Linked DNA regions of Mus musculus: all the other regions are linked to region 1. Evidence: chromatin loops called from intact Hi-C (ENCODE). Cell type or tissue: heart. All regions are shown on one strand. Each heading gives the region's core, and the rest is flanking DNA. Links, peaks and the distances in the headings are about the cores only.

The links. Peaks named below come from ENCODE experiments on the same cell type or tissue, not always from the same donor. Only the 100,000 strongest peaks of a DNase experiment are listed, where the experiment ranks them.
Region 2: it touches region 1 in a loop (3-fold over the local background); 3 of 42 quality-filtered maps call a loop at or near these places.
Region 3: a loop joins it to region 1, with 3 times the contacts of the local background. A loop is called at or near these places in 9 of 42 quality-filtered maps.

The regions. Positions count from the first base shown.
Region 1 is chr11:115,046,024-115,054,221 of GRCm38, forward strand. Cd300ld3 (CD300 molecule like family member D3) reads right to left here and starts at 2,307. Exons shown (of 4, transcript NM_199201.2): 1 at 2,233-2,307; 2 at 1-84. The coding sequence starts at 2,272. It overlaps Cd300e (CD300E molecule), which reads right to left. Exons shown (of 4, transcript NM_172050.3): 4 at 5,894-7,337. The coding sequence ends at 7,238. In heart, for the core only: a CTCF peak has its summit at 3,472 (motif pointing left); a DNase peak (open chromatin) is centred at 2,468.
Region 2 is chr11:114,740,669-114,748,866 of GRCm38, forward strand. Dnaic2 (dynein, axonemal, intermediate chain 2) reads left to right here. Exons shown (of 13, transcript NM_001034878.3): 7 at 3,633-3,772; 8 at 4,387-4,509. Among named protein-coding and RNA genes, the nearest start is that of Dnaic2, 17 kb to the left of the region's middle. In heart, for the core only: a CTCF peak has its summit at 4,614 (motif pointing right); a DNase peak (open chromatin) is centred at 4,633; H3K4me3 peaks cover 535 bases; H3K27ac peaks cover 306 bases; H3K27me3 peaks cover 1,919 bases.
Region 3 is chr11:114,808,930-114,817,127 of GRCm38, forward strand. No RefSeq gene overlaps it. Among named protein-coding and RNA genes, the nearest start is that of Gpr142, 9.5 kb to the left of the region's middle. In heart, for the core only: a CTCF peak has its summit at 3,879 (motif pointing right); a DNase peak (open chromatin) is centred at 3,902; H3K27ac peaks cover 2,422 bases.

The DNA of each region.
Region 1 (8,198 bases), core at 1,223-6,222:
ATCTGCACTGCACTGTCAAGGAGCCCTGCTCCTGACCGCTCACCTCCTCTGGACCTGTGACTGGATCCTGAGCCGTGCAGCAGCCTGGAAAACACAAACACACGGACCACTGATCTCCTCCTCCAAGGGGGAAACTCTACTGTGCCAAGTAGAGTTCATGAGCTGAATAAAAACCAGTGAAGGGCTTCCCTTTTCCCAAGGCAGATCAGCATCGTTATCCTATATGTTGAAGCCTCAAAAGAAAAAAATAAGAAAGAAATATACAGATGAATTTTCAATTTCACTAATTGGTAGGGAGATTGATACAAATCAGAATCACTAATAGCATCATACCTCAGTTTGAATGGTTATTACCAAAAAAGACAAAATAGAACAATTGTTGGTGTATGTGGGACAGAGGATGTCGCACACACTGTGTGTTGGATTGGATATTAGACTTTATGGGAAATGGTGTGGAGTTTCTCAGAAAACTAGCATAAGACTGTCACATAACTCAGCAGTCCCACAGGGGACATAGTCTGGACTGGTTGGGTTTTTATAAACCTGACACCAACTCCATACAGAAACATACAAAAAGAAAGAACATCAACTGAGAAACCGTCTGCATCAGGTCTAGGCAAGTCTGGGGGACATTTTCTTGACATAGGAAGGTCCAGTCCTCTGTGGGTGGTAACACAATATAAGAGAACATGCTGAATAAGCCATGAGCAGTAAGCCAGCAAGCAACACTCTCCCATGCTCTCAGCTTCAGTTCCTAACTCCAGGTTTCTGCCCTGCTTGGGCTCCCTCTCTGGCTTCCCTCCATGATGGAGTGTGATCTGGATCTTTAAGCCAAATAAGCCTTTTACTCTCCAAGGTTTTTTTTTGTTGGTCGATGTCTTTATCACAGTAACAGAAAGCAAACACGCAGCCTAGAGACATGAAGCGAGTATGTGGAAGAGACATCTCCCCTTGTGTTTACTATGGCAGTGTTCACAGTAGCCATGGCACAGAGTCACGTAGATACAAGTGAACAGATAGCAGATCGTGGTGCATGAATGTAATGGAGAATCATCGTGAAGGGATTGAGTTCTGCCATTTGCAGCCCACGGGAGAGACTTGAGGAACTGAAATAAATCAGATACAGGAAGATGCTGCCACACATTCCTATTGATGTGTGAAAGCTAAAAAGTTACTCTCTGTGGCTAGGGAGCCAGGGAGACAGACCTGTCTGGAAAGCGTTTCTGTGTAATCTGAGTTTGGATCCCCAGAACAGGTGGAAGAAAAGCCAGGTGAGGTGGGGGTGCCTGTAACCCCAATGACAGGGGGATCCTGGAGGTCACAGGCCAGATGGGCTGAATCTGTGAGCTCAGGAGCAGCGGGAGACCATGTCTGAACAAACAAGGTGGAGAGTGATAGAGAAAACGACCCAATGTCAATCTCCACATGTATGTGTGCACCTGAGAGCACGTGCACGTGTGTGCACACACACGGAGAGACATACACACAACCCTTTAGACATACATACACCACAGAGGCACTTTTTCTTCTCAAAAGAACAAAAGTAAACCTCAAAGGAGTAGAAAACAAGAGAGGTTATCAGGCTGGGAAGGGTATTAGGGAAGACAGGAGAGTGCTTGTAGCATAGAGGAGAGCTGTTGGGACACAGGGGTGTCTGTCATTTGATGGGAATGACAACTTTTAGTGTTGTATGAGAAGGATGAAAAACATGTCTGACAACTGACTATTTCAAAACACCCCATGGAGATTAAAGGCATTAAAGGCAATCACCACCACGTCCAGCCCCTGTAAGTATTCATTACTGTGTCAACTAAAGCTCACAATGGAATGGGAGATGGAGCTGCATGCTAGAAATCCCAGCACTCAGAGGGTGGAGTCCGGAGGATCACAAGTTCAGGGGCATCCTAGGCTGCATGTGCCAAACATGAAACCCAAAATACATTTTGTAAGAATTAGTTCATCCACTCACTCATCAGCTTTCATGGAGCAGCTAGGGTTGAGAAACACATTGGAAGGTTTGTTTTTGGCTTTTATTTGTTTTATTTTTAAATTGATTTTGGTTTTGGTTTTTCTGCAATACCCACAGAATCCATCAGATGTCAAAAAACCTTGCCTTTTATTTTGGGGGTAAGCAGCTGGTGAATGGATCAGCCAGGTTTCCCTAAGCCAGAGCAGACGGTCTCTGTTGCCCTCACCACTGACATGGAAGTGTCTAAAGCCCCTGCTACTTACCTGGGAGGAAAAGGAAGAGCAGAGCTGGGAACTGCCACATGGTCTTGTCTCCTCTCCTGTCCTTGGTGGCAACAGAGGACAGCACCCTGTGAGGACTTGCAACTCAGCTTGAGTTTCTTTTAGGTCTCTCTCATTCACTTCTCTCAGTAACTTCCTTGACAAAACTTCTCAATTTTGCATACAGGAAGAAAGATGATGCCAATCTTTGAGATGACCAAGTCAGGACATGTGAGGGACAGCTGGGTAAACAGGGAACTTCCTCTACTGAAAAATGCAAAGTGAGACATAAACTTGAAAGACAGATGGGAATCACGAGGAGAGATGCAGACACACAGATCGGCAGAGACAGACACAAAGGATGGGATACAGCAAACCCCTTACCTGGGAGGTAACTGAGCTGCAGGGGATCCTAGCAGAGGAGAGCAACCAAAGGCAGGTTGGCTGCAGTAACAAGGGAGCACAAGGCAGCACAGGCTAAGCCCATGGCAGTAGCCTAGGCTAAGCCCTGGTTGGCAGAGGGCATTGCTGAAGGCTCAGCCTGGGGCAGCAGGGATTTATCTAGATATGGGCCTCAGAGCAGGCCAGGGGCATCTACCACAATGGCTACTAGGGCCTCAGGCATTGGCTGAGAGAAAGAGAGAGAGAGTGTGGGCTTGAGGAGACGTCTCATGGAGCCCAAGCTGGCCTTGAACTTCTCATTTTCCTTTTTCCAACATCAAAGTCCTGGGGCTACAGGCATTCCCCAGCATGCTCGGTTTTATGAGGGGCTGAAGACTCAAATTGTGGTTTCAAGAGTGCTGGGCAAGCACTGTACCCACTGACCTGAATCCACAAACCCTGCTTCTGTTTCTATAAGACAGAGTTTTGCTGTAGAACATAAGCTTGCAAGTGTAGAAAAATATAGGTATGCTGTATCTTTGGTATCAAAATTTCATGGGAAGAAATTTATAAATGCACACACACACATACACACACATGCATACATAAGTGCACACGTGCACACACACACGGAATGCTTATGATCTCTAATCTTCATTGTCAACTTGACTGGACCTGAAGTCACCCAGGAGACTCACCTGTAGATATGACTTTGAGGGTGTGCACAGAGAAGTTTGAATTAGGAGGTACAACCAACCACATATATAAGCTCTAGGATGAGGTCTGTAAGATGCTTATTGAAGAAAAAAAAAAAAAAAAAAATCAAGAACCACACTGCCATCTACTGGCTGAAGCCATCCCAGAACACCCGGACTTTGGGGAAGGACATTTTAAAGACTTTACAGCCAGAACATAAAGGGCCATAGAGAAGGGTCTTAGCCTATCTCATTGATTATTATAAGAACAAGACTAGAAGATGTGACACCACCCAGGGAAAGAGCTGAATCTGCCCTGCTGACTGGTCCCCACCTCATCCCTGCAGGTCCATCTGTGCACCTTAGAAGGTCAGTCCCCAGGCCTGCTGGGAGCACCATATGGCTCTAGGCACACTCCCACAGCTCTGCAGTTTCCATTCTCTAGTCAGGGTTGCAGACTGTTGCCCGAGATTCTTCATGAACTGTCAGGCGCATTCTGTTTTGCTCATAGTATTTTTAAGGGCAATTGTCTGTGTAAGTTTCACTGTAGGGCTCTGTCTTTAGTTCAGATCTCATCTTTTTGTGGCTTCATTTCTCCCTGGGCTCTGGATAATGTAATTCATCTCCCATTCAAATGTGCTTGACTTGTGTTTGACAAAAAAGTGGAAGATTGTGAGTTTAACACACACCGTTGAAACAATCAGATATCCACACGCTAGAAAACTAAATGCCTAGAATGTCCTTCCTCCTGTGCCGAACAAGAAACCCCAAATAAATCATGATTCATGAGCTGAAATGTTAAATTAAACAACTACCAAACTCAGGCATGTTAGCTATCAGCCTAGCCAAAAAAGCCAAAAAGCAGTGAGCTCCAGTTCATGGAGAAAATATGTCTCAAGGGAATAAAACAGAGAGCCATGGAGCAGGGCGGCTCACACCCTCCGTAGCCTCTGTATGCTCTCTTGCTCTCTCTCTCTCTCTCTCTCTCTCTCTCTCTCTCTCTCTCTCTCTCTCACACACACACACACACACACACAGAGAAAGAGAGAGAGAGAGACAGACAGACAGACACACACACACACACACACACACACGAGAGAGGGGGGAGAGGATAGATACTCTAAAACTTTTTAAAAGTTGGAACAAATATGAGGCAACTCATAATTTCTTATAAGTGGCACCAAAATCATAACCTTTAAAAGAAAATTTGATGAATTGTGTGCCATTAAAGTTTAAAACGTTTTGACCAGGTAGATGGCTCATGGGTAAAGCGCTTGTCCTTTAACCATGAGGACCTGAGTTCAGGTCCCGAGTACTTACATAAAACCTGGGTACAGTGACATGCATCTGTAATCTCTGCACTGAGTGTGACAGGGGACTCCTGGGCATTTCTGGGCACTTGCTGGCCAGGCAGTCAAGCTCAGACAGCAAGCTCCAGATTCTGTGAGAGGATAAGTTACAAAGTAATATAGGAAAACAATCAAGGTCAGCTCTGGCCTCCACACATGCATGGGCAGGCAAGTGTGCCCACACATACATGTGCACACAAACACACCTGTGCACTATACACATAGAAACACACAAAGACTAATTTTGTTCACAGTAAACTATCTTATGAGGAGGATAAAAACACAAGCCAGAGATTTAGATAAGATATGGACAAAGACTTCTGTGTATAGTATGCAGAGAACTCTAAAAAGAAAGACATAAGAAACATTCATTTATTTAGTCTAGGCATGGCAGTGCATATCTGCAGTACACAACTAGGGTAGCTGAAGCAGAAGTGTGTCAGGATGGCTTAGCAGGTAAAGGCACCTGCCTCAAATTCTGAAGATCTGAGTTCAAGTCCCAGGACCCACTTGGTAGAAGAAGAGAACCAACTCCCACGAGTTATCCTCTGAGCTCTATGCTTGCACTGTGGCACACGTGTGTTCATGTATACACACTAAGTTAAAAAAATGTAACAAATTTTCAAAAATGGCTTCAGTTCAGAAATAAATAGAAGACACAAAACAGATATGCCGTCAAGGATGATGTGTGGGCAGAAGTGAAACACACCAGAAATATTTGCAATCTCATCAGTCACTTGGGAAACTCAGGACCACGTGCCTATCAGAATGAGACAGGCCTCCATAGAGAAGAGTGCTTGATGCTCTCAGACAGGATCCAGACTCAGTTCCCAGCACTCACATGGAGGCTCAAGACCACCCCTAACTCCAGTTCCAGGAATCCAATGCTCTCTTCTGACCTCCAAGGCACCAGGCATGCATGCATACATATGGTGTGCAGACACAGGTGCAGACAAAGCACTTCTGAATTTAGATTTCTTTCAAAGAAATCTAAATTCCTTTAAAGAAATAATGACAATGGAGAAAAAAAAACTCAAAAAGCAAGCAAATAAACAAAACCACAAAAACCCAGTTCTTCCATCCTTAGCTGATGGAAAAAATATGACGTCACCACAACAGAAATAATTGGATTATTTCTTAGAAAACTAAACATATACTTACTATATAACTTAATCTTTGTGCAAGCATACACCCTGGAGACATAAAAATGCAGAATCGTATAAAAAAAAACAGACAAAATGTGGATAATAGTTTTATTTGTAATGGAAATGACCCAAATAGTTAACTGAATAAGGAGTTAAACAAACTGTAATGAATGTATACAATGAATAATGCTCAGTAATAAAGAGGAATGGATGATTTCCAAGAACATCTGCTTGTGTGGATCCCAGAGGCCTTGTACTTGACATACCACTGAAATGCTTCTCTTTCTAGAACATTCTCAAAGTGACAGAGCCAGAGTCAGCCAGAGATCAGTGTTCTCTAGTGGGCAGTAATGAGGCAGACTGGCATGAAGGAGGACTTGTGATGGTGGAACAATCCTCTGTTTTGACTGTGATGGTCGTTACCTGGATGCATGTGTAGGATAAAGCTGCATAGCTAAACACACATGTAAATGAATTCGTGTGAAAAACGCTGAGAACAGCAGTGGCTGCTGTGCTGCTGAAACGGGCATAGTTGGTGGTCTAAGAGCTTCTTAGGTCTCTGTCCGTGGTTCTGAACGCTTAGCTTAGCAGTCTTCCCGCGCCTTGTGAGCTCTGTCCTTGGTGCTGAGCACTCACCTGGTAATTTCACCTACCTCTAGGAACCTGATAATCCCTCTCCCTGTGCCTTTCTCCCCAACCCTAAACATTTATTCTGCGAGCCCACACCTCTAGACTCCTAGTTGACCTCTCTGTGTGCTTGGGAGAGTTGGCAGTTGAAATGCTCTACCAGAAGCCAAATCCTTTAGGATTGTTCTAGAAAGGGGGCAACAGCCTGCAAGCCAAGTGTGTGAGGGACATGTTTCTCAGGAAACTCGTCTCTGTAGTAAGGAGATGATTGTTGCCATCGGAGACAATGTCCTGGGATGTTTTTATGGCACTGAGAAGATCAAGGAGCTAGACTTCTGTTCAAGAAACTTCTAGAAGATTCTTATCCTTTGGAGCTGACATGAGAGCAGAATCCAGGAAATTTGGAGAAGGGAAAGGCAGACCTCTAACAGAGGGCCCCGGGAGAGTCTTGTTCCCGCTTTTGTGGGTGTCTTTGAGACAGAGTCTATTATTTATCCCTGGCTGTCCAGGAACTCAGTATATAGACTAGGCTGGCCTTTAACTCAGAGACTTACTAGGTTCTTCCTCTCCAGTGCTGGGATTAACTCCCAGTGCCTTTACTCCCAGTCTTGTTCTCTCTGTTATGCTGAGGACACCACAGGAGTCTGAAATCCAAGACTCTGATAATCAGCCCCCACCCCCTCCCCACCTTTGAGACACAGAACAATGAAGTCCAGTCTGCATGCAGGGCTGAGTTCCTCCCAGGGCATTCCTGGGATGCTTCACTTCATAGTTCTTGGATGGGTCACTCTACATTGCCCCCAGGAACCCCCTAAAGTCTGTTCACCCAGAAGATAGCACAGAGCATGCTCAGAAACAGAGGCAGCTTCAGGAAGACCAGGACCTGGAACTGGATGCTGCTGAGCAGGGACCTGCGGGCAAATGAAGATGGAAGATAAGTTCAAGGAGAGGATCCAGAACCAACCTGTCTCTTTCCACATTTCCTAATGCCTTGCCTCCAAGACCCAAATGATCCAGAATCAGACGAGGGACTGACTCAAGGAGATCTTCCCTTGTGCCCCCTCCGCTCCCCGGTCTGTTGTTATGGAGAGGTGATGGGTGAAGAGAGGAAAGGGTTCTAGCTAGGCATGTTTTTTTAAAAGCATGGCCCAGACCTACCTACTGTCTCTCCATTATTAAATGACTTTCTTGGTGATGAGGCAGAGTTCACGTAACACAAGCTGGTTTTATGATGTACTTATGAATTTGAACTTCTGTTTATTTTACTGTTGATTCCGTAGTGCTGGTAATTACAGATGTGTACCACAGCACCCAATCTATGCATTTCTGGCTATCAAACTCTGGGCATTGTGCACGTTAGCCAGGCACCCTAGTAACTAAGATACATCCCTAGCCTTTAGTTGACTTCCTGAAACTAGTTCTGAATTTCCTTTCCTCGGGGCCTAGAGACATCCTGGTCCTCTCTGAGTATCTCTAAGAAGGAAGAACAAATGTAAACTTCAGCCCGGAGCTGAGCCTATTCCTTTAAGTATTCTATTAAGTATTCCTTCATGAGCAGCTCCCTGGAGCAAGAACCCCAGCTGAACAGTGACCTTTCCATTTATTTATTTATTTATTTATTTATTTATTTATTTATTTATTTATTATGGGGTTCAGAGATTGAACTAAGGTTCTTAGACTTGGTAGCAAGCAACTTTACTCACTGAGCCACCGCCCTGACCCTCAACAGTGACTTTTGAAAGAGACACAAAGCTAGGACTCCAAGTCTGTAG
Region 2 (8,198 bases), core at 1,695-6,694, 300 kb before region 1:
GCCTAGGAGTCAGGATTAATGCTGGTAGTTTGGGCTGGCCTCCAGTCATAATCACTGAGGTAAGTCTAACAACAGGAAACAAGAAAGTTCTAAAAATAACGCAGGCCGGGGAGACGGTTCAGTGGGTAAGGGTGCCTGTCACCAAGCCTGACGACCTGAGTTGACCTGTGGGACCACCCACATAGTGGGCAGAGAGAACAGTCGTCCTCTGGCCCTCACATGTGTGCCACCTGCATGCGTGCAGCTACACGTGCACCCATGCATGATAAATAAATAAATAAATAAATAAAATGTAGAGTTTTTTTTTTTTTTTTTTTTTTTTTGCGATAGTTAGAATAAAGTCGAGCACCAGGGCCCACGATAGACAGATAGGGGCCCGCTGTGGAGTCCCCGTCTTGGGAGAGGTCTCTGGACAAAGTACACGGGATGATTGTGTGTGTGTGTGATGGGTACTGGTGTGTGACCATGAATACCTGAGTCAGAGGAATTGATTGTGGGTGATGCTGGGTTTGCACACAACGCAGTTGGTAAGTGTCGCCTCCTGTGTGCCCATCGCTGTGCCATGCACACGCAATGTCTGAGAAGAGAGACTTCAGGGAGCACTCCATCACGGTGGGGAAAGCACGGCAGCTAGAGGGGGTTGGTCCCTGGTGGGGGAAAGAGCTTCTCAAGCCAGGCCCACCAGGAAGCAGAGGGTTCAGGCAGAAAGTAAGGCTGCACCCCCTCAGCAGCATACTCAGGAGAGGGTCTCCTGGCTCTCCCTTTGTCTATGAGAGTACACAGTCAACAGGTCCAGCTGGGATAATCCTTTTGTAAGGGGGCACATCTTAATTCCCCACGATGGCTAGGAGGATGCAATGGGCTGGGTTACACACAACGGGCAGGAGGGGGCAGCTGTGTCACACTAGGGGCCCCATATATTTCCCTGCCATATTATTCATTGTCTGAGCCATAAAGACTGCAGCGAAGCTAATGCCATGACTTATTCAGTAGCCCTCCTCACTCATTATTCATGAGTCCTGTCAGTGGCTTTTCAAACTGGCTCAGAACAGCTCAGCTCAGGGGCCCTGTGACCATAGGACATCTGTGATCGCAGGAACCACCTGAAGCGCTGCTCTGCAGAGAAATGACTCAAATAAACACATCTGTGGACCCGGCCTGGCCAGGAGTAAAGGTCTCCTGCTTAGGGACTACTAGGTCAAAACTTAGGAGCAAGTAAGTACGTCGGGTAGTTTATAAAACCGTCTTTCCTGGAAAGGGCTCTGTGGCCCTCTGGATGATGTGAAAGCCAGATACCTTGGGACAGGAAACAGGTAGGCTTTACCCCTCTGTTGGCAAAGCACAAAGACAGGGGTCACAGTAGAGACTTAAATGTGCCCCCCGTGAGTTTTCTTTTTAAAATTTTCTTTTAGTTACATGTGTGTGTGTTTGTGTGTGTGTGTGTGTGTGTGTGTGTGTGTGTGTGTGTGTGTGTGTGTGTGTGTAGGGATATGCGTGAAGAAGCTAGAAAATGCCATCAGATCCCTTGTAGCTGGATAGATGTAGACATTGCGAGCTGTCCACTCTGGAGGCTAAGAACCAAACTCTAACACTCTGCTAGAGTGGCAAGCGCTCTTAACCACGGGGCCACCTTCCAGCCCCCTCTTTACTCTATCATTAAAATGTCATACATGTGGTTTGTCTGTGTGTGGGTATCTTCGGCAGCTGGAGTTACAGGGAGCTCTGAGCCACCCAGGGTGGGTGCTGGGAACAGAACTCTAGCCCTCTGAAGGGTAGCGAGGGTTCTGAACTGATACTCCATCTCTCCCGCCCTCTTTTTTATTTTTAATTCACATTTTAAAAATGTATTGTATGGGAGGGTATATATATATGTATATATATACATATATATATATATATATATATATATATATATATATATATACACACACACACACATATATATATACATATATATACATACATATATATACATATATATGTGTATATATATATATATATATATATATATATATATATATATGTATACACACACACACACACATAGCACAGCGAGCACATAGAGGTCAGAGGACAACTTGAAGGAGGAGTTGGTTCTTTATTACCATGTGGATCTCAGGGGTTAAACTCAGGTTGTCAGGCTGTGAGAGGCACCCTTACCCGATGGAACTTCTCACTGGCTCTCTAAAAAGAGAATAAATTAGTAAATAAAAATAATAAAATTAGCACATAAATAATATATATTATTTATATAATAATATAAATAATACAATTCTAATAAAAATTAGCATTGCTATTCTAATTTTAGACTTATTTATCTTATTTTGTGCATGAGCGTACCTGCGTGTATATGTGCACCACATTATGTGTGTCTAGTTAAAGGTACAGGGTCCGTGGGAAGTGGACTTACAGATGGTTGGGAGCTATCAGGTAGGTTTTAGGAATCAAACCCAGGTCGTCTGGCTGGATGACAAGAAGTTTAACCCACTGAGTTACCTTTCCAGCTGCCCCTCCGAGAGTTGCTTACAGCAGCATGCTCATACAGCAAGGAGAGCTGCCGGTGCGTGACCTTGCCTGGGAGGACCTGGGCCTGTGATTCCCCTGTCTTAGATCCTGGCTCACCCCTTTTGCTTGGCTAGCTCTGCCTTCAACCTTAGTTCCCAGCCACTTTCCCTTCAGACCTTCCCCGACCAGAGCAGCCTCTCCACCTCCTGCCCTCACTCCTGCCTCTCCCGATACTGAGCCTGGGCCCATGCGTTTCACCAGGGTGTGGGGTGTTGCTGGGCACGGTGGAGCACGTGGAGCCTGCAGCCCAGGAGTCTTTGCAGTAGATCGTATGGTAGAAAATATAGGGTGGTTTGAACGTAGCCCTGATTCTAAAAATCCGGATGATTTCCAAACTTGGAAGCGTTGTCCCCTCCAACTCGACTCCTTTTCCAGATGAGAAACCGTGCCTCCTTCACAGACACTTGAGCACCCACCCCCAAACACAGCTCTCATCTCAAAGGGAAATGAGAGAGAGCTGATTCTAGAGTCAATATGGATGTCCAGGATCCAGAAGCTTGGACAATTTACCCCAGACACTAAGTTCCAACCTGCAAACAGTTTCACAAAGTTCTTAAAGTAGCACAAAAGAAAACCACTAACCAAGGGCCTTTCAGGTAGTAAGGTAGAGCCATAAATGTAGCACAAGTCTATAAACCCAGCACCTTGGAGGTGGAAGCTGGAGAGTTAGTAGTTCAAGGCCATCCTTAGCTATATAGCAAGTTGGAGGCTAGCCTGGGCTACATGAGACCTTGTCTCAAGAATCCCAAACAAATCAAATGAATGCCTACCCACCTCCCATGGCCAAATATTGGTGGTAAGAATAACAGGCAGGTAGGTTAGAACATTTGGAAACCAGTCTCAGGTCTCACACGTGTTATCTGATGACTCTCTTCTCGTTTCCTATTTTTGTGTATTTTGAGACAGGGTCTCACTATGTAGCCCTGGCTGGCCTGGAACTCACTATGTAGACCAGGCTAGCCTCCAACTCAGGGTGTCAACTCTCCCCAGTCACAAACCTTTAATACAGGTTTGATCGGTTTGTGTTTCTGGGACCTTGAGTTCACAGTCTGGTTTTCTCCCGTCAGCCTGCTGGGATACCCGGAAGGGCAGCCTGGTGGCAGAGCTGTCCACCATCGAGTTCAGCCACCGAGACCCAGTGTATGGCACCATCTGGCTGCAGTCAAAGACAGGCACTGAGTGCTTCTCAGCATCCACTGATGGGCAGGTACCATTCGGCAGACCCTGGAGAGGAGGAGAGGGAGGGGAGGGGAGGGGCCGTCCAGAGACCACTGCCTTATGTTCTGCCTTCCAGTACTTTGTATTGTATTGTATTGTATTGTATTGTATTGTATTGTGCAGTGCTGGAGCTGGAACCCGGGGCTTCATGCATGGGGGGGGGGGGGGGAGGGAGGGTTCTACCACTGAGCTGTACACTCCAGCCCCCTCTTTCTTGTGTTTGTTTGTTTGTTTGTTTGTTTTTGAGACAGGGTTTCTCTGTGTAGTCCTGGCTGTCCTGGAACTCACTGTGTAGACCAGGCTGGCCTGGAACTCAGAAATCTTGCCTGCCTCTGCCTCCCAAGTGCTGGGATTAAAGGCGTGCGCTACCACTGCCCGGCAGCCCCCTCTTTCTTAAACAACAACAAAAAAAAAAAAAAGGAAGGAAGAAAAGAAAGAAAGAAAGAAAGAGAGAAAGAGAGAGAGAGAGAGAGAAAGGAAGGAAGGAAGGAAGGAAGGAAGGAAGGAAGGAAGGAAGGAAGGAAGGAAGGAAGGAAGGAAGGAAGGAAAGAAAGGAAAGAAAAAGGCAGGGTCTTCACAGTCTCAATCGCCCTTCCCTGCCAGGTCATGTGGTGGGACATCCGCAAGATCAGCGAGCCCATCGAAGTTGTCATTATGGACATTTCCAGAAAGGAGCAGCTGGAGAACGCCCTGGGCGCCATCTCCTTGGAGTTCGAGTCTACCTTGGTGGGTGTTTTTTGTTCTCCCTTCCTCAACCTCGCTTGCTTGGGCTACGGACAGCAGGCATGGCACCTTGCCGGGCAACCTTACTCCTTGTGAAGGCTTTACCGCGATCTTCCAGCAGGGGGCAGCAGAGCACCTCCAGGAAGGCTGCCGTTGACACCAGCTTGAGGCCCGCCCTTCTGAGCAGAGGGGAGCTTTAAAACCAGAGAAGCCCAGTTTTAGGGGAAGATCCTGCCCAGAACCAATGTCCTCACTGCTTTGGCTTCAGTTGAGGCCCTAGGCTGGTCACTTCCCTTCCTCGGGAGGGGGGGGGGTGCAGGGGGAGGGAAATAAACGGGAATTGAGGAAGGAAAGAAGATCAGAGGAGCCAGGTGGAAAAGCAGAGCACAGACCCCGTTAGAACCAAGTCTCAACAGACAGGGAATGATAAAGAAACTCCCAAAGCCAGGAACGCAGATGCAGGCCTGTAATCCCAGCATATCTGAGCTGGAGGCAGGGAGATCAGGAGTTCAAAGTCATATGTAACAAGTTTGAGGTCCTGTTTTGTTTGGTTGTTGTTGTTTTTTTTTTAAGTCAAAACAAACAACAAAACAGAAAACAAGAAGCCAGAGAGAGCCTTTGTATTTGTACACAAATTTGACCTGAGTTTAATTCCTGGATGGAGCTATGGAAGGAAACTGACTCCGGGAAATTGTCCTCTGACTTCTACTTATATATAGTATGTCATAGTATTCATGGACACACACACACACACGGGGGGGACACAAGGGGGTTATGATGATCATGATGATGTTGATAATAAATAAAAATTTATTAACTCAAAATTGAAGCCAGAAGCAGAAAAATCACTGAAAATTCAAAACCGGCTGAGATCACAGAGAATTCCAGGCCAGCCAGGAGTACATAGCAAGACCATGTCTCAAACATACAAAAGCAAAGACCTATAAAAATAAAATAAGCTTAGAGTTTATCAGAGCAGTCTCAAGAGTGCGTCAGAAGCAGAAAATGGACGCTCTCCCCAAATCAAGGCAAGAAAATCTCTTTGCAGATGGGTCGTGGCTTAGGCTGGTCCCTCCTCTAAATAGCTGAGGCTCAAGCTTGGTGGCCCCACTCCTATGTCCTTGGCAGTGTCACTTATTTGGTTCATGGTCACATCATGCGTAGGACCTGGGGAGGCTCTGCCCTCACACCTGCCTCCAGCATCCCCAGCCACAGGCCAGAATTCACTTGCTGGAATGATGAGTGGGAAGGCAGCCACTCACCCCGAACTCAGGGCTTATCTGGGGGCGTTCAAGAAGACATTGTGCCCTGATGCTGCGATTTCTAGGCCACGTGCTGAATGTAATGTCCCCTCTTCTCCACAATGGTCCGTGAGTACACAAAGGTCCGTGAGTACACAGCCTTTGCCAGATGTCGGCAGCTGCCATGCTCCTGTTAGGCCGGGGTTTTGTCCCTGCCTCCCCACAAACGAGAAGAGTCCTGGTGACAGTAAGCTGAGGGCCCTGGCACTTGGCAAAGCTGGGACTTGAGCCCCAAGCTCTGATTCTGTGCCTACCCCATATGTCTGAGGCAAGCAGGCAGGGGGCTCTTCCTCGACCATTTATAGGTACACCGTGGCTGGCCTAATGGCTTGCTTCTCAGGGCCCCCCAAATTTGGTCTTTTTACTTCATACCCAGCCTTAGTAGCTCAGTATTCTCTCTCTCTCTCCTCTCTCTCTGTCTCTCTCTCTTTCTGTCTCTGTCTCTATCTCTGTCTCTGTGTGCTTCTCTCTTGTTACTGAATACTGAACCTGGGGTCAACCTTTCAACACTAAGCCACACCCCTAGGCTATGAATGAAACAAACCTCGAGGTTTGAAAGCTCATAAAATTATCACCTACTCCCTTAACCATTATTATTCATTGATTTTTAAAGATTTCTCTCTGTGTGTGTTCTGCTTGCATTTGTGTGTGCCACATGCAATCCTGGTACCTGGAGAGATCAGAAGAGAACACCCAGGAACTAGAATTACAGATGTTTGTGAATCACCATGTGATGTCAGGAGTCAAACCTGGCTCCTTGGCCAGAGCAACAAGTGCCAGCTCTGTAGGCCTGACAAACTGTTTGTTGTTTGTTTGTTTGTTTAAGACAGGGTTTCTCTGTGTAGCTCTGGCTGTCCTGGAACTCACTCTGTAGACCAGGCTGGCCTCAAACTCACATAGATCCTCCTGCCTCTGCCTCCCAAGTGCTGGGACCACCACCCAGCTTCCCTCTTAACTTTTTATTCTGGACAAGTCCCTTGTATCCCGGGCTGGCCTTGAATTTACTATTTTACCCAAAACAACCTCGATTTTTTAAAAATTACATTTTACATGTTTATTTTTGATGTGTGTGGTTGGAGACATGCTTGTCAAAGGACAAGTTGTCAGTTCTCTCCTTCCACTGTGCGCGTCTCAGGGATTGATCTCAGGCTGTCAAGCTTGACAGTTAGGGCCTTTACCCACTGAGCCACCTCCTAGACTCATGACCTTGAACTTCTGACTCCCCTGCCCCCACCATTTTTTACGTGCCAGGTCACAGGTGTTCGCCACCGAATCTGGGCTTAACCACTTTGAAGGGCAGTTCCGCAGTGCCCTGCCCACTCATAGCATTCTGTAGCCATCCCCACCACCTGGCTCCGGAATTTCCCCATCTTTCAAAGCTCTTTATTAAGACATGACATTTTTATTTACCTTCTGGTCAGAATAGAAAGAGCCTGGGAGGGAAGGAGCCCTGCCTCCCGTGTTACTGGCGAATATAATTTTACTTCCTCATAGCTGTGTGGGTTCTGCTGACTCGCGCTTTGACACGGTTCTTCCTCAAAGGATTCTGGTCATTCTTATGATTTCCAGAAAAGCTGGGCTTGGTGGTTTATGCCTTAATCCCAGCACTTCAGGCAGAGGCAAGCCTGTGAGTTCCAGGCTAGCCTGGTCTACAGAGCAAGTCTACAGGGCAGCCAAGGCTACATAGTGAGACCCTGTATCAAAAAGTAACCAAACCAAACCAACCAACCAACCAACCAACCAACCAAACAAAACCCCATCAAACCCCTTTGCCTTGCCCTCATTGTAACTGATTTTTCAAATGTTCAAAATGAACCGTAGGATCTCCTCCTCAAAAACTAGTTCTCTTGCCAGAACAAATATTATTCAAAATTGAAACACTGTACCAATGAGAAAAACAGGTCGGTGTCTTTCTCCCTGAGATCTTAGCAATTCTCATCACTCTCTCTAACTCTATGACCTTGCCTCCTTCAGGGACCTCTAAGGAGAAGGGTCATAGAGCAATCGTCTTCCTTCCTTCCTTTCTTCCTTCCTTCCTTCCTTCCTTCCTTCCTTCCTTCCTTCCTTCCTTCCTCCCTCCCTCCCTCCTTCCCTCCCTCCCTCCCTCCCTCCCTGTTTCCTCTCTCTCTCTCTCTCTCTCTCTCTCCCCCTTTTTGAAACAGGTAGTCTGGGGTGTCCTCTATGTATTCAAGGATAACCTTGAATTTCTAATCCTGCCTCCCCCTCCCCTCCTGACAACAGAATTTCAGCAATGCACAGCCATGCCTGTTTGTGTAGGGTTTGAACCCCGGTTTCCATGTCTACTAGACAAGCACCCTACCAACTGAGCTGTGGTCCTGCCCCTTCCTTATTTTGTTTTCACACTCTTATATATTTTTTATAATTTATCTT
Region 3 (8,198 bases), core at 1,978-6,977, 240 kb before region 1:
CTTCCACACTACTGTTCATCACCAAAGGAAGTCAGGACAGGAACTCAAGCAGGTCAGGAAGCAGGAGCTGAGGCAGAGGCCATGGAGGGATGCTCATTACTGGCTTGCTTCCTCTGGCTTGCTCAGCTTGCTCTCTTCTAGAACCTAGGACTACCAGCCCAGGGATGGCACCACCCACAATGGGCCCTCCCACCCTCTATCACTAATTGAGAAAATGCTTTACAGCTGGATCTCATGGAGACATTTCCTCAAGGGAGGCTCCTTTCTCTGTGATAACTCCAGCCTGTGTCAAGTTGACACACAAACCCAGCCAGTGCCAGTATGCACCTCAGTTCCTGGCCCCAAGTCTGACAGCAAACAGGGTGGGTACTTGGGCCTCTTTTTCTGGTTGAGGGGGTGCAAGGCCAGGCAAACAGGGAAGAGGGAGCCCCCATAAGGGATGGATGGTGTCTGTCTCAGCTCAGACCAGTCCATCCACACCCCACATGGAGTCTCTGGGAGGAAAGCAGAAATTATCCTTGATTTTGAGGATACACTGAGTTTTGTTGTTGTTTTTGTTTGTTTGTATGTTTTTAAAGATTTATTTATTTTATGTATATGAGATGCATGTATACCAGTGTTCCAGAAGAGGGCGCCAGATTGCATTACAGATGGTTGTAAGCCACCATGTGGTTGTGGAGATTTGAACTCAGGACTTCTGGAAGAGTAGTCAGTGCTCTTAACTGCTGAGCTATCTCTCCAGCCCAGTACTGAGTTTCTTACTTCCTGGTGGGAAACCCTTGAGACACTACAAGAGAGTGCATGGAATCAGGGGCAAGCAGCTGTCTTATCAACAGTGAGAACCAAACCAGGGGGCTGGACTTAGCTACAAGCGCTTCTTCCAAATGTCAGGTGTTCCCATCCCCAGAGAAACCAGAGAAGGCAATATTCTCACCTAATCCCCACCCCCACCCCAAGCACTGGCAAAACCAGAAACTTCCCCCGGATGGTTGGAGAGGCGCTGTTGAGGCTGGTCGAGATCGGCACAGACACCAGAAATCGGTGTCTCAAAGATGACCCCATTCGTCCTCACAGGCTGGGTAACAATATGTTTTCAAACAGCCTGTACATTGAAGTACCGTGACCACTTAATATACTGTAGAATAGGTAGCATAGGACAGTTAACTGCCATGCCCATAGGCCACAGCTGACCCAGAGCAATGCTAAGACTCAAGCCAGCAAACTCTTGCAAGCCAAAGACAGCCAGGTATTCTGATGTGCAGAGTCCTGGGCTTAACACACTTGGGACCTAGTGTCATGTTTCCCTAATAAAACATGTAAGACACTAGGCACCATGGAGCACACGGGTGGTCTCGGCTTCTTAGAAGGAGTCCATGAGTCCAGGAAAGGAAGACAGACTGAGTAGCCTATCCAGACCCTGTCTAAAAATAAGTAAAACAAACAAACAAACAAAAAACCATGAGGCTGAGGAGATATCTCAGTGAGGAAAGTGTTCAGCACATAAGTGTAAGGAATGGAGTTTGGATGGCCTGAAGGGAGAGTAATTTGAACTCACCGGAAATGGGAACAGGAAATCCTCAGGGCAAGGTGGCTCGCTAGACTAGCCAAACTGCTGAGTTCTAAATTCAAGAGACCCTGCCTCTCCGGGGATGGAGGTGGAGCAAGCCTTTAATCCCAGCACTCAGGAGGGGGCAGGAAGAGGCAGGCCTGTCTCTGTGAGTTCCAGGATGGCCAGGGAGTCACAAAGAAGCTCTGTCTCAAAACACAGAGAGGGAGCTAAAGAGAGGGAGCGACAGAGAGAGAGAGAGAGAGAGAGAGAGAGAGAGAGAGAGAGAGAGAGAGACTCTCTATATAAGGTGGAGACTGGCTGTGGGAAAACACACAGTGCACATACGCGCACACATGGATACACACATGTATTCAGGACTGCACACACATGACTGCACGACACACACAGATACAAAACAAGTTTTTAAAAAGAGTTTTCAAAATCAGGAGAAAATGCATTGGGTCACAACTTCTAACATTTTTGTAGGTGGGCGTGATGCATCTGTAATTTCAATACTACAGAGGTGGAGGCAAGCGCGTGGGGGGTTCAGGGTCATCGTGAGGCCATCCCGAGCTACGTGAGACCCTGTCTCAAAAAAAAAAAAAAAAGGAAATCTAAAAATGAGATCATTTTGTGAGGTGCATCACTGACATGTAAATGACAAGGGCTGTCATGTATCTGCTCTTAGCTGGGCGAGTTGACACACACCTGTAATCCTAGTTTGTGAGAGGCTGAGGCAGGAGGATCATGAGTTTGAGACCAGCCTGAGTTATATAGAAAAAAAATTCAATTCCACCCCACCCCAAAAGATCTGTTCTTGTCTCTTTGTGCGATTTTGACTAAGGACTGGGGGGAGGGGTAAAGAACCCAGAATCCACCACATAGCTCAGGATGACCTAGACCTGGCAGGAGAATAGAGAGATTTTCCTATCAGAGCTGCTGAGATCACCGTGTGAACCTCCACACCTTCTTTTAAGCCTTTTTCCCTCTTGGTTTTTCAAACCAGGCTTTCTCTGTGTGACCCGGGCTATCCAGGAATTCACTCTGTAGACCAGGCTGGCCTCAAACTCGGAGATCCACCTGCCTCTGCCTCCTGAGTGTTGGGACTAAGGGGATGTGCCACCAACCACCCAGCTATCTTTTATTTCTTTTGGTTTTGTGTTTTGTTTTTTGAGACAGGGTTTCTCTGTATAGCCTTGACTCTGTCCTGGAACTCACTCTGTAGACCAGGCTGGCCTCGAATTCAGAAATCCAGAAATCCACCGGCCTCTGCCTCCCAAGTGCTGGGATTAAAGGCATGTGCCACCATGCCCAGCTCCAGCTATCTTTTCTTATTGATAAAGTCTCAAGTGGTTTTCTTGGTGGCAGGGACTGGGGGTGGGGGGTCCCCTCCCCGTCATTTTGTCCTTCCCCTTCTCTCCCACTCCTAACCCTCCTGAAATATCCTGACTTATGAAAAACCCACTTTGGAATCATCAAGTCTTTTCTTATGGTCCTGGCTTCCTAGGGACCACGTGGCAGTCCGCCATACTATCATTTAGATACATTAGCTTTGGGGGATGGTTACTTGTTAAGGGTCTCCCATTTCTTCCCAATTCTTTTCTTGAGGGGGTAGGATGCTTTGAGACAGAGTTTCTCTGTGTAGCCCTGGCAGTCCTGTAATTTACTTTGTAGACCAGGCTAGCCTGGAACTCAGGGATCTGCCTATCTCTGCCTCCCCAGTGCTGGGACTAAAAGTGTGAGCCACCGCTGGCTGGCTCTTCTCAAGTCTTTATATGGTTTTACTGGTTTGATTGGAAGTTGGCTGAAGAACGGTTTTCTGGACCCATCTCGTTCATTTTCTAAGACTTAACATCACAACATTGGACAGGCTGCGGCTCGAACAACAGAAGTGAATTGTCCCTCAGCTCTGAAGTGCAGGGTCAGGGTGCTGACAGACTCACCTTTTTGTTTTGCTCTTGAGAAAGGGTCTCATGTAGCCCAGGCTGGCCCCAAACTCACTGTGTAGCTAGTTGACTGACCTTTTTGAACCACCCAGCATACTCCAAATTAGTGTTGGTGAACACGTTTACCCATGAGCATGCACACACACACAACTCCCACTGAAGCTGAGATTTGGAGCCTCGTGCATGCTAGGCAATCACTCCACTGCTGGATTATATTCCCAGTCCTAACTTCTGAACTGAGACCCTTAGCTGTCCCAGCTGCTGTGCTGAATCGACCATAGGATAGTCTTTGGTATGGGGGTATCTCCGGATTCTAATCACCTATTAGGCCAGAGCATGTATTCTTTACAGTCTCAGTACCCGACACCCCTGTTGGATTATCCAGCAGGGGGCGCTGCAGGACTGTCTGGCTGACCCAGCAGGCACAAGAGTCAGAGGCTTTCAACTGGCTTTTATAAGGAAATCCAAGTGACTGGCTCAGGGCCCACAGCCAGAGGGGAGTTAGAGGGTGGGAAAAGTCAGCTGTCCCCCTGTCTCTGCATCCATCCTGAAGTCACACCCCTCCACCACCCTTTTCACACTCACGTACGTGCTCGTGCACACACACACACACACACACACAGTGGTTTCCTGAGCACAGCTGTTTGAAGATCCCTTTCATCTGACCAGCAGGGTCCAGGTCCTCTTGCTGACCTCAGCAATGGTAGTTTCCCTTTCCACTACAGGGAGTTCAGTCCATCTGGGCTCATTTGGTCCTGTCTGGGTCTCTGGGGTCTCACTTGCTCTACCCCAACCCATCTCCATGAGGACACTTACCCCACCCCATGAGAATGGTTTCTGTCCTGGGCAGCACTTGGGCATCCTGCTCTCCAAGGGAGTGGCACGCAATGTGTCAGGAACAGAGGTAGAAAAGAACAGGCTCTCTGCATCCCAACCCCACCACTATTATCCCTGAGAGGCCCCAGAGTCTCTGCCTCCTCCTCCTCCTCCTTTTTTTTTTTTTTTTTTTTTTTTTTTTTTTTGAGACAAGGTTTTCTGTGTAGCCCTGGCTGTCCTGGAACTCACTTTGTAGACCAGGCTGGCCTCAAACTCAGAAATCTGCCTGCCTCTGCCTCCCAAGTGCTGGAATTAAAGACGTGTGCCACCACCGCCTGGAGAGGGCCCTTCTTCTTGACCCAAAGCAGGGAGTCTTTTACCCCTTCTGACGATAGGCTACTGAATGAATTCATGTAGTTCCTTGTGTGGGCAAGCTTGTAGGCAGACTGAAGCAGAAGGAAAGGTAGTCCACTGGGGACCTGGTGATGGCATATCCATCCCCTCTGACTGAGACCTCTCCCCGGAGTCCCCAGATTCTATTCAAAGAGCCTAGAAGGCTGGAGATGGTGACGGGGGTGGGGGGTGGGGGGGGTGGGGGGGTGGTCTGAGACAGAGTTTGAGAACTGCATGGGCTATGGAATGAGTTTGAAGCCAGTTTGAACAATACACAAAGGCCTTGGCTCAGACAATAGATAGATAGATAAGACAGACAGATGGACAGATGGACAGACAGACCAAACTCAAGATTTAGCCAAGTCAGTAGAGTGCCTGCCCAGCACTGAATTAAAAATGACGAGACAGAGCCAGGAGTGGTGGCACACACCTTTAATCCCAGCCCTTGGGAGGCAGAGGCAGGTGGATTTCTGAGTTGAAGGCCAGCCTGGTCTACAAAGTGAGTTCCAGGACAGCCAAGGCTATACAGAGAAACCTTGTCTCGAAAAAAAAAAAAAAGAAAAAAAATGACGAGACAGGTATGGTGGCACATGAGCCTGTGCCTATAATCCCAGCATTTGGAAGGTACAGGAAAAAGAGGAGTCCAGGCTAGCCTCAGCTACATAGCAAGTTCAAAGTTGGCCTGAGATACAAGACACACTGTCTCACATAACAATAAATATATAGATAAATATATATGAGCCAGAAAAAAAATCAACTTTTTTTTTGGGTGGGGGGGGTCAGTTTGACATAAGCTAGGGTCATCTGGAAAGAGGAAACCTCAACTGAGAGAATGCCTCTATCTGACTGACCTGTAGGCAAGTCTGTGGGGTCATGTTCTTGATGAATGGCTGGTGTGGGAGAGCTTACCCACTCTGGACAGTCCATCCCTAGGCAGATGGTCCTGGGCTGTTTAAGAAAGCAGGCTGAACAAGCCATGGAGAAAAAGTCAGTGAGCAGAGGCCCTAGGTGATCTCTGCTTTAGTTCCTGTCTCCAGGTTTCAGGTTCCCACCTCAGCTTCCCTCAGTGATAGACTATGATGTAGAAGTATTAGCCAAATAAAACCAAAGGGTCTAGCATAACTGGTTTAGGATAGTTGATTAGTAGAGCCCCCACCTGTTTTTTTGACTCAGTTTCCTTCATTGGGTGCAGGAGAGGCAATGAGGTGTATCTTGTCTCCATCCTACAGGCCTGGCCTACTCTGCAACCCCCAAGGCCCCATTTCCCTTCCCTGGTGTGAGGAGCCTGGACCCCCATCTCCCCAGCTGTTTTTGAGACCTCTCTGCGAATAACCCTGGGATCCTTCCAGTCAGCCCAGCTGCCCCCATGGCCGTTGGCCAGTAGAAGACTTAATCCTGTCTGTGGTAGCTCCTTCCCAGATTCCTCCTTGATGTATATTTAGCAGGCCAGGGAGGGTGAGCATTACAGGAATGCCAGCCAGGATGTCCTGGCTTGTCACGCCTCCTAGAGGGTGGGATCAGGCCAAGTGCTATTGAGGCTAGCCAGATGCTGCAGGGTAGGCTAGCACTACCAGGTACTGAGCTGGCTTCAAGCATAGGCTGGGCTCTCAGACCCTCAGGGTCTCATTGGGAAGCACTTGCTCTTTACCCGGTTCCTCAGGGACATGGAAGGATTGTGGGAAAGAAGACTAGCATCAAAGCATGCCGCAGTGCATGTGACCGGCCTGGGCTGATTGTGGGCGCTCCTGCTGCTGGGAAAGGCAGCTGAGACCGCAGGCTGGGGACTGGAATTATACAGAACACCTGTTTTGAGAGTCTCTTCCGGTCTGGGCGCCCACACTCTCAGACCTATGCTTTCACTTTGGGAAGTAACCAAGTCATGGTGGCCAATGGGGACAGAGAAGGAAGTTCTATGGCCTTCACTGAGAGTACTCCAGGGGTCCTGCCCTACGTGACCTAACTGCCAGGTGGACCTGTAGGTAGACAGTGTGGACACTGATGGACCACCTAAATTCACCCAGGGCCCCCAGGTACAGAGGCAGCTGGCTATTCACCTCACGAGGAGGATCCCTCCCCAGAACCCACATATAAGATACATCTTAGCCTCAGAGACCAGGACAAAGGACTTGGTCCAGCTAGCTGATCACCATCCCCATGGCTTTCTTCTTCCTCTTTCTGAGCGAAAGGAACACAGCAGGCAGATCCAGACAATGCCCCACTGCTCTGGGGTGCTTTCCCCTGACCAGTGGCCCTGGCCCTAGGATACCTGGGAGTAACCGTTAGGAGGCAGAGATTTTATTTGCCAGGGTGAGCAATGGGCCCATCCAGAAATGATCCAGGAATCATCAGCCATGAATCCAGGCCTGGCCCAGCCTGGATGGAGTCTCTGTTGGCTTCCCTGATGAGGGAGCATTGCTTCTCTAGTTTTAATAGTGTGGTAGCACACATCTGTGATCCCAGTCCTCGTGAGGCTGAGGTAGAGGTGGCAGGGTCACCTGAAATTTGAGGTCAGCCTGGTCTGTATAGAAAATTCCAGTCTAGCTAGGACTACCTATTAAGATCATTTGTGAAACAAATACAAGGGAGCCTGGGAGATAGCTCAGTTGATGAGGAGCTCAACTGGCAAGAGCAAGGGCCACAGTTTGGTCCCCAGAATCCAGGTTAGAAAAATCTGGGTGTGGTGACTTATTCCTGCAATCTCTGTGCTAGGGAAGCAGAAACAGGCAGCTCCCTGGGTCTCTGTGGCCAGTCAGACAGTCAGACTGCCCTGCTTGGTGGAGCCCAGGCCTTATTAAAAAGGAAGGAAGGAAGAAAGGAAGGAAGGAAGGAAGGAAGGAAGGAAGGAAAAGAAAGGAGGAAAGAAAGTGAAGGATGGATGGATGGATGGATAGACAGACAGACAGACAGGGGGTGAGGGGAGCCAGGGATGGCTCAGTGGGTAAAGGTACAACACTGACATCATTAGTTTGATTCCTGAAACCCACATAAGGTGAAAGGCGAGAACCAACCTGGGTTCTACACAAGCTGGGGCATGCATACTTGCTCCCACATCCTTCAAATACGTGCTAACAATAAACAAAAAGTTTACATCTGTTCAGGGAGCGTGTGAATGTCACAGCTTGCTCGTGGGCTCAGAGGACAACTCTGTGGAGTCAGCTCTCTCCTGTCCTTACAAAGAGGGTTCAAGGCACTGAATTGACATTGTCAGTTTGTGGGGTAGGCAACTTCACCCACGGAGCCACCTCACCAACCCATTAAAATCAGCAAACATGGCTGATGCCTGAGGAACAAATGAGATCCATGGTCATCCCCTGGCTTCTGCACTGACAGTCACATGTGTGCATGTTTATGTGCTCACCCATGCACATGCACACACTTGCACTTGCACATGCATGCACACGGGCACACACATGCACACTTGCACACATGCATGCGTGCACACAAGCACACTCGCACATACATGCATGCACACAGGCACACACATACACACTTGC